2 separate regions of the Homo sapiens genome follow, and region 2 is linked to region 1. Evidence: chromatin loops called from intact Hi-C (ENCODE). Cell type or tissue: K562. All regions are shown on one strand.

Region 1 (4,000 bases):
GCAATCTCAGTCCAAGGAAAGATCTAAACATTTCTGCCTCCAAGAGAAGCTGAGTTCCTTCCTGCAGGACTCCTGAGCCTCAGCAAATCAAGTGATGTATGTGTCTGGACACTTGTGTCAGGTCCCTGGAGACTTGACAACAGTTAAGAAGCCCTGGAAAGGCTCTGGAATATTCTGCAACAGTGAGGAGGTGGGTCCATTTAGTTAGGTGAATCTGCCTGGTGTCTCACAGCGGTGTTGCCCCTAACTCAGCCGAAATCCAGGGTTATAGGTTTTGGGTGTGAAATAGGCAGGTTGCCTGGGGGAGAGAAGATCCAAACTGTGAACGAAAGCCTGGCTGGGACTGGAGCTCCTGGGAAGAGGAGGCTGGGGCTCCATGACACCTGGTGGAAGAGGAATTGCCAGCACTTGGTGACTAGTTTGGTATAAAGGTTAGGGAGAAGATTTCCAGGTTGGGAGACCAGGGTAAAGGAGATGTCCTCAGCTGGGATAGAAAATAAAAGGGGACCCGGTTCAAGTGTGATTGTGGAAATGGAAGTGGCTGTGAACGCCTTTTGGGGGCGAAGGGGTAGAGCTGGAAGTTGAGGTCGGGAGCTGAGGAGAGCCGGCCATGCTGAGTAAGAGAAGCCACCGTAGATGTGGCGTCTCTGTCCAGGGCGCAGGGAGAAGGTGACCACGTGGCTCAATGCCAGTTTATACCTGCTGTCTGGAGCCCAGGCTACCTGCACCTGTTGTCCTAGCTGGGTGGGGAGGTGGTTAGTACCGGCTTCCCTCTTAAAAGTCTCCCAGTTAGGATGACACACGGTCACCCTAAAGAGAGACCCTACAGGGTAGGGGAAGAAAAGTGAATCTAAGGCAGCACCCTTCTCATTCACTTGCTTCTTCCGGCCTTTTCGCCCTCCTGTCTCAGACCTTCCATTCCCTTCTTTTCTTTTTTTTTTTTTTTGAGATGGAGTTTCGCTCTGTCACCCAGGCTGGAGTGTAGTGGCACGATCTCGGCTCACTGCAACCTCCGCCTCCCAGGTTCAAGCAATTCTCCTGCCTCAGCTTCCTGAGTAGCTGGGATTACAGATGTACCTGGAGTGGCAGACAAGCACCACCATGCCCGGCTAATTTTTTGCCTGGATAATTTTTGTATTTTTAGTAGAGACAGGGTTTCACCATGTTGGCCAGGCTGGTCTCGAACTCCTGACCTCAAGTGATCCACCTGCCTTGGCCTGCCAAACTGTTGAGATTACAGGTGTGAGCCACCGCGCCTGGCCCATTCCCTTCTTAAGACTCCTATATTTTCACTGTATTTTCTTTTCTTCTCCTGCCAGGCTTCACCTTCCCACTTCCCTGGGAAAGAACCCACCCCACCCCTACAGACTCAGGAGAGCGGAGTCCATCTGGGCTGCCTGAGTCACCGGGGTGAGCAGCTCCTCCCTGGCCAGGGTGAGCGGGCTGGGTTTGGGCCAGGCTGGGGAAGGGCCTCGGTCAAGTTGGTAGGTGGGGGTCCTGCCTTCTGGTCGCAGCGCTGCCTCTTTCTTGCCGTGTGACCTTAGAGCAAAGCATTTCTGCTCTTGGAGTCTCAGTTTTTTCCTCTGCAGCAGTTGAGGATTGAACCACTGATCTAAAACGTCTCTTCTCGCTGAGAAGTGGTGTTCATCTTGTCGGCTGCCATTTCTCATGGGGTTCGAGCCATAAGATGCCAGGTGTCAGTCACCTCAGAAGAGAGGGTTTTGTTTGTATTTGGTGGGGTTCTTCCGGGGGTACCGAGGCTGAGGACTGATGGATCGAGGCGGGTGGATCACTTGAGTTCGGAGTTCGAGACCAGCCTGGCCAACATGGCGAAACCCTGTCTCTACTAAAAATACAAAAATTAGCCAGGTGAAAAATTAGCCGGGCATGGTGGTGCTTGTCTGTAATCCCAGCTACATATGTAATTCCAGCTACTCAGGAAGCTGAGGCAGGAGAATTGCTTGAACCTGCGGGGCGGAGGTTGCAGTGAGCCGAGATCGTGCCACTACACTCCCGTGAGGGAGCAGCCTAGGGACTAAGGCCCGCTGGCTCCGCGAGATCAGCCAGGCCCGCATCATCCCCCAATTACCTGCAGAGGGCGCCGCAGACACAGAGAGGGCGAGGCCGAGGCCGAGGCCATCTAAGCTTCTGGGAAGGGGGTCCCAAAGGGAGGCCCCGAGCTGGAGTCCAGGGGGCTTGGAAGGAAGAGGTGAGGACAGCAGAAAAGGAAACGCAAATTAAAAGAAGGGAACGAAGGCTGGGCGCGGTGGCTTACGCCTGTAAGTCCAGCACTTTGGGAGGCCGAGTCGGGAGGATCGCTTGAGGTCAGGAGTTCAAGACCAGCCTGGCCAACATGGTGAAACGCCGTCTCTACTAAAAATACAAAAAAATTAGCCAGGAGTGGTGGCAGGTGCCTGTCATCCCAGCTACTCCGCAGGCTGAGGTGGGAGGATCGCTTGAGCCCGGGAGGTGGGGGTTGCAGTGAGCCGAGATCGCGCCACTGCACTCCAGGCTGGGTGATAGAGTGAGACCCAGTCTCAAAAAAAGAGAAGGAAAAGAGAGAAGGGATGGTGGCGGTGGGGGAGGAAGGCGGTTCTTGTAATGATCCGAGAGGAGACCGCAGCACCGGTTACGCCCTCGAACCTCGGCCTCCTCATCTGCAGAATGGACGCAGTCCACACCGCGTGCTGTGGAAGGGTTGGAGCGCCGGTTTACATGACACAGGGCTATCGGCTAAGGGGGCGCTGGGAACGTGGAAGGTGCTCTATGGTGGGGCGCTGTAGGGTGCTCTTGGGCAGTAGGGTTGGAGTCAAATCTGGGTTGAAGTCCAACCTAGGTTGAAGTCCTGGCTGCCACCTGACCTCTGCCCCTCAGTTTGCTCATCAGTAAAATGGGGTTAAGGAGGCTGCCTCGCCCAGCTCCACGGAGCCGGAGGTGATGAAGGTCCTGGAAGAGCAGAATTCAGAACCCGAGCTTTGGGCGGCGGAGCAGGACAGGGCGCGGGTGGGCGCGGCCTCCGGGAGGCCAGCACGAGGGGGAGCGGCGGGGCCCGGACACACCCAGCCAGAAGGAGGAGGCCGACCCCGCGCCGACTCCGCAGATGCCGCTCGGGACTTCGTTGTCCCTCCAGGCGCCCGCCCTGGGGTCCTCCATCACCCGCCGTCACCTGGGCGCGGGGAAGCTGGCGGGAGGGGAGGCGGGGCTTGGCGGCAGCGGCGGGTGGGGGCCGGGGAGCGGGGGCAGGGGCGGGCGGACGGAGCGCGGGGCTGGGGACCCGGGGTCCCAGAAGGGGGCGCGGGGACGGGGTCCGAGGAGAGGGGGCCGGGGCGGGGCAGGGCGGACAGGGCTGGGGGCGGAGGTCCGGGGGTGGGTCCGGCGGCGAGTCCGGGTCGGGGCGGACAGAGCAGGGGGCGGGGGTCCGGGAGGAGGGGGCCGGGGTCCGGGAGGAGGGGGCGGGGCCCGGGGGCGGGGCCGGGGTCGGCGCCCTGCGGGGAGGCCGGCCACGTGACGCCCGCGGCCCGGCGGGGCTGCCAGGCGGCGAGCGCCGCGGCGGCCCCGGGAGGTGGCGGCGGGCGCGAGAGCCTGGGCCGCGCGGGACTGACCGTCGGGGCCCCGGGACGGCGGCCCCGGGGCGCCCATGCCATGGAGAAGCTGGCGGCCGGGCTGGCCGGCCTGCGCTGGAGCATGGGCGCCTTCCCGCTCGACCTCATCGTCAGCCGCTGCCGCCTGCCCACGCTCGCCTGCCTTGGGCCAGGTACCGGGGTCGCTGGAGATGGGGACCGGGGTCCGCGGGGAAATGGTGGGCTCTCCAGCCAGGGGCCAGAGGGATCGTGAGGAGGGTGCGGCACCCGCACCCTCCCAGCTCCCCGGCGTGGGCCCCGAGCGGTTCCTGGCGCGCCTCCCGGGAGACGCGGGGCCCACCCGCCAGGTCCGCCTCCTGGGCCCCGCGGACAAGCACAGGCACAGACACCGGGGACAGGGCCCGGGACAGAGTTTTCCC
Region 2 (4,000 bases), 300 kb after region 1:
CCTTTGGAAGAGAGGGGCAGGAAGGAGCATGGGTTTGGGGGTGGAGGCCTGTTGCTGCGCAGTTCCTTGCCCACTCACTTTCCTCACTAGCTTCCCTCTTCTTGTCCATAATAATAACACTCTGTATTAGCATTTCCCAAACCTCATTCAGTGGAGCACCTGGTGCAGATGCTGCTGGCATGCTTTAGAAGAAAGGGTACTGTGATCCAATAAGCTGGGGAAATATTTTATACTGTGTCTTCCTTTTAGAGATGTATAATAACATTTGCACAGTAAAGGGTATGAAAAGTCCTGCACCAAAACAAGCTGTTTCAATCAGCTTTTCCTAAACTAATTTGACCAAAACTAATTTGTTCCTTCTAGAACATCCATCAATTTTCTTCATGGAAAAGAGTCTGGAAAATGCTGGATGGAATGAGCTCTGAGGTCCCTTCTAGCTCTGATGTTCTGTGGCTCTAAATGTCTGCCCATCACTGTGGGTGCTGAACTGGTCAGAGTAAAAGCCTCCCTGGACAAGGGCCTTAGCCTGCCCAGTACTGCCCATGGATTACTGATGCTGCTTCCCTGGCTACTAAGGCTGGGAGGGCTGGCAGGAGGGAAAAGAGAAGCAGGTGATGAGGTGGGCAGGAGAGCTGACCACCCAGGGGCGGGGAGGAGGAGGCAGAGTTCCAGGTTCCAGGGCTCACCCTCGGTATTGTCCACTTCCTCCTTCTCCTCCAAGTCAATTCCAGAGGGCTCTTGTTGTCGAAGTTGCTGCCAAAAGATGAGATGAAAAGGACAGAAGGTGGGTTTCCTGGGGAGGAGTCTGTTGACCCCAAATTGTGGGCCCAGACCAGTCTTAATGCACTAGAAGTAGAAAATCTTCCCTACTGCATTTCAAGTCCACCATGTGCTCTGCTTAAGTGGGTTAAAAAAAGTTTATAATGTGTACAGTGTGACTAGTGGTACTTAGGGGTTTATGCATCTGTGGCACATATACACCATGGAATACTATGCAGCCATAAAAAAGGATGAGTTCATGTCCTTTGCAGGGACATGGATGAAGCCAGAAACCATCATTCTGAAGAAACTGTCACAAGGACAGAAAACCAAACACTGCATGTTCTCACTCATGGGAGGGAACTGAACAATGAGAACACTTGGACACAGGGAGGGGAACATCACACACCGGGGCCTGTGGTGGTGCTGGGGGAGAGGGGAGGGATAGCATTAGGAGCAATACCCACTGTAAATGACGAGTTAATGGGTGTAGCACACCAACATGGCACATGCATACATATGTAACAAACCTGCACATTGTGCACATGTACCCTAGAACTTAAAGTATAATTTAAAAAAAAAAGAAATAACACCTTGCAATAAATATTTACATTTTCTACTTAAAAAAGTACAGTGCATTTTAATGTTGCTTTTAGTGATATTAATAAATTGTTTTAATGTACAAAAGTATAACAGTAAGAAAATGTACTATATTTTCTTTCACTCAGCACACCCCATCTTACTGGAAACGAGAATAAATCTTACTAGAAACTAGAAACCAGGTTTCAACTAAGTCGCCACCGCCACCTGGTGGCAGTCTGTGAAAATTGCAGGAGTAGAGACGACAACAGGCAGCCTCTTGCAGCTCCAGCCTGGCCAACTTGATGGTGGGAGACGAGACTACCAGTTGTCCTCAATGATCTGTTCTCCTATTTTTACAAGTTTTGCTGAGCACACAGCCACCTTGTGAAAGATTACATTTCCCAGCCTCCTTTGCAGATAAGTGTAGCTAAGGGACTAGATTCTGATCAATGTGAGTGGAAGTCATATGTGCAGCTTCTGGATTGGGCCCTGAAAAAGAAAAGCATATGCCTCATCTCCTCTTTAACCCTTCCTGTGCACTTGAATTAGAACATGATGTTGAGTCACCTCCAACCTTACAGATGTGACAAACAAGAGGTCAGGATCTTAGTCCTTGACACCACTGAGCCACCATACCAGCCTAACCCCCACTCTCTGAGATGTTATGTGAGAAATAAACTGCTGTCTTGTTCACTTCACTCTAACTTGCTACAGCAGCTTAATGTGTGCTCTAATAAATATCACACCTAGCTTGGGTCACAGAAAGGGCCTGGGAGAGGATGTGGCTGGATCAGCTCTGGCCCCACTGAGGAAACACAACTGCAGGCATGTGTCCCTCCTGGTCAGGTGGCCAGTCAGAGCACCCTGAGCTAGGTAGGCAGCGTGGAGAGGACACAAACAAGAAAGCAGAGAAATGCGCTTTCTGGAACTTGCAATCTGGCCAAACAGATGGAACCCACATATGTGTAATAGGGGAAGAATCATTCACGTGCCGATGACCAAGATGTGTAAAATAAAACATTATGAAGAAGAGTCGTAAGGACTACTGATAAGCAGTTGTTCCCTTATGGCCTCTGAGAACATGTTTCTCCTTTTCCACAAAGGTCACCTCCTCTGAGACGCCTTCCCTGATTCCCCCAAGCCATGATTTGCCTTTGTTATCACATAGTCCTCTCTAAGTCTCTGTTTACATGTCCATTTTGCCCAGTAAACCGGAGGCCCATCAGGGCAGGTGTGGCATCTTTTGGCTCCCATAGCACCTAGTATGGAGCCTGGCTCATCGCATATACCCAAGAGGCATTTGTGGAATGAGTCAATGAGGACAAAAGAAAACCAAGCAGGGAAGGTAGATGGGACCATCATCTTGGAAGGTGAGTTCTGAGCTAGGATTTCAAGGATGTGAGACAAAACCATCCCAAACTCACATGAATGGAGTTGGGATCCAGCTCTTGGGGGCCGTGGGAAAGAAGCTGGACAGGAGGGTCTGAGTGTGGAGGGGGTCACCTCCCCTCACCCTACCCGAGGTCTCACCTCCTTCATGGTGTCAATGGAGGCAAAGTACTTGGACCACCAGTCCAGCATGCTCTCGTCTGGCTCCTCCTCCTCTGGCTCCTCCGCAGTGCCCTTCTTCTTCTTCTTCTTCTCCTTCTCCTCCTCAGCCTGCAGGTTGGCCAGGTCCAGAGTCCTACATGGACTCCTCCTGCCTGGACAATCCCGAGAGCCTCCACCCATTCCGCCATCTGTCAGCAGGAAGCCTTGGGCTCCATGAGGCTCTGTGGGGCCACCCATGTCCAAGGGGCAGGGCCTTATTTTATGGAGAAGGTGCCACAGGCCACAGAGTGTTGTGACCTGCCAGTGCGATCCACTCGCCCAAGCAGGACTGGCACCGAGTCCTGCACTCACCCAGCTCTTTTCCACTGCATCTTAGGGGAGGTGTGCTGGCCCAAGCATGCGGGGGCTGGGGCTGGCTCTGTCCCTGATGCTGGACCCTTTGGCCTGACATCATTGCCAATAAAGGACCCTCTCACCCCAGAGCCCCTGCATGGCCCCCACACTCACCACATCCACCTTGACAACAGCTTCAGAAGTCTGCAGAGGAACCAAGGAGACAGGGGCAGAATCAGCCACTGGGGCCTGGAGTGGCAGGCAGTGGCCTAGCACAGGGTGTGTGGAGGAGCCGAGATGGAAATTACTGTGTGCTGGCAGCCCCTGTGCCCGCAAGGCCAACTTTGCATTAATAAGAGCACTCTGACTGGTGAGTCTGCAAAGGGTCTGAGTGAGGATGTTTCTTTGGGTGGCCAAAGGAACAGTGGGCTGTGTTCCAGGCTGGCCCACGTTCTGCCCTTCCCTGTAGGGTCTACAGCTTGTACGCCACTTCCACACCCAACCCCCAGATGGCAGTTCTCTCTCTGGCAGATGAACAGTCCTAGGCCCAAAGCCAGGAGGAATAAGGAGCTTCCACCTGGAAATCCTCCTCTGACCCAGGCCAGGGAAGTGTCATTTGTGAATGGCTGGGATGGAAAACCAGGGACTCTTTGGAAAGGACACTGATGATCTCATAAGGAATCATTACCTATGGTGTCATTTGTTGGAGTAAAAATTATAGCAGGTGATTATAATAAACTGTGATGGCTCACTCTGTCTCTCATACACACATACC

What was found. A loop is a pair of places that touch in the nucleus more often than their neighbours do. Peaks named below come from ENCODE experiments on the same cell type or tissue, not always from the same donor. Only the 100,000 strongest peaks of a DNase experiment are listed, where the experiment ranks them.
Region 2: a loop joins it to region 1, with 8 times the contacts of the local background. A loop is called at or near these places in 4 of 110 quality-filtered maps.

Annotation. Positions count from the first base shown.
Region 1 is chr2:26,169,579-26,173,578 of GRCh38, forward strand. It overlaps GAREM2 (GRB2 associated regulator of MAPK1 subtype 2), which reads left to right and starts at 3,510. Exons shown (of 6, transcript NM_001168241.2): 1 at 3,510-3,754. The coding sequence starts at 3,643. In K562, a CTCF peak has its summit at 2,090 (motif pointing right); DNase peaks (open chromatin) are centred at 2,083, 3,093, 3,523 and 3,883; H3K4me3 peaks cover 1,014 bases.
Region 2 is chr2:26,467,722-26,471,721 of GRCh38, forward strand. OTOF (otoferlin) reads right to left here. Exons shown (of 47, transcript NM_194248.3): 31 at 3,400-3,429; 32 at 2,872-3,000; 33 at 687-753. Among named protein-coding and RNA genes, the nearest start is that of DRC1, 68 kb to the left of the region's middle. In K562, CTCF peaks have their summits at 1,570 (motif pointing left) and 3,730 (motif pointing right); a DNase peak (open chromatin) is centred at 1,570.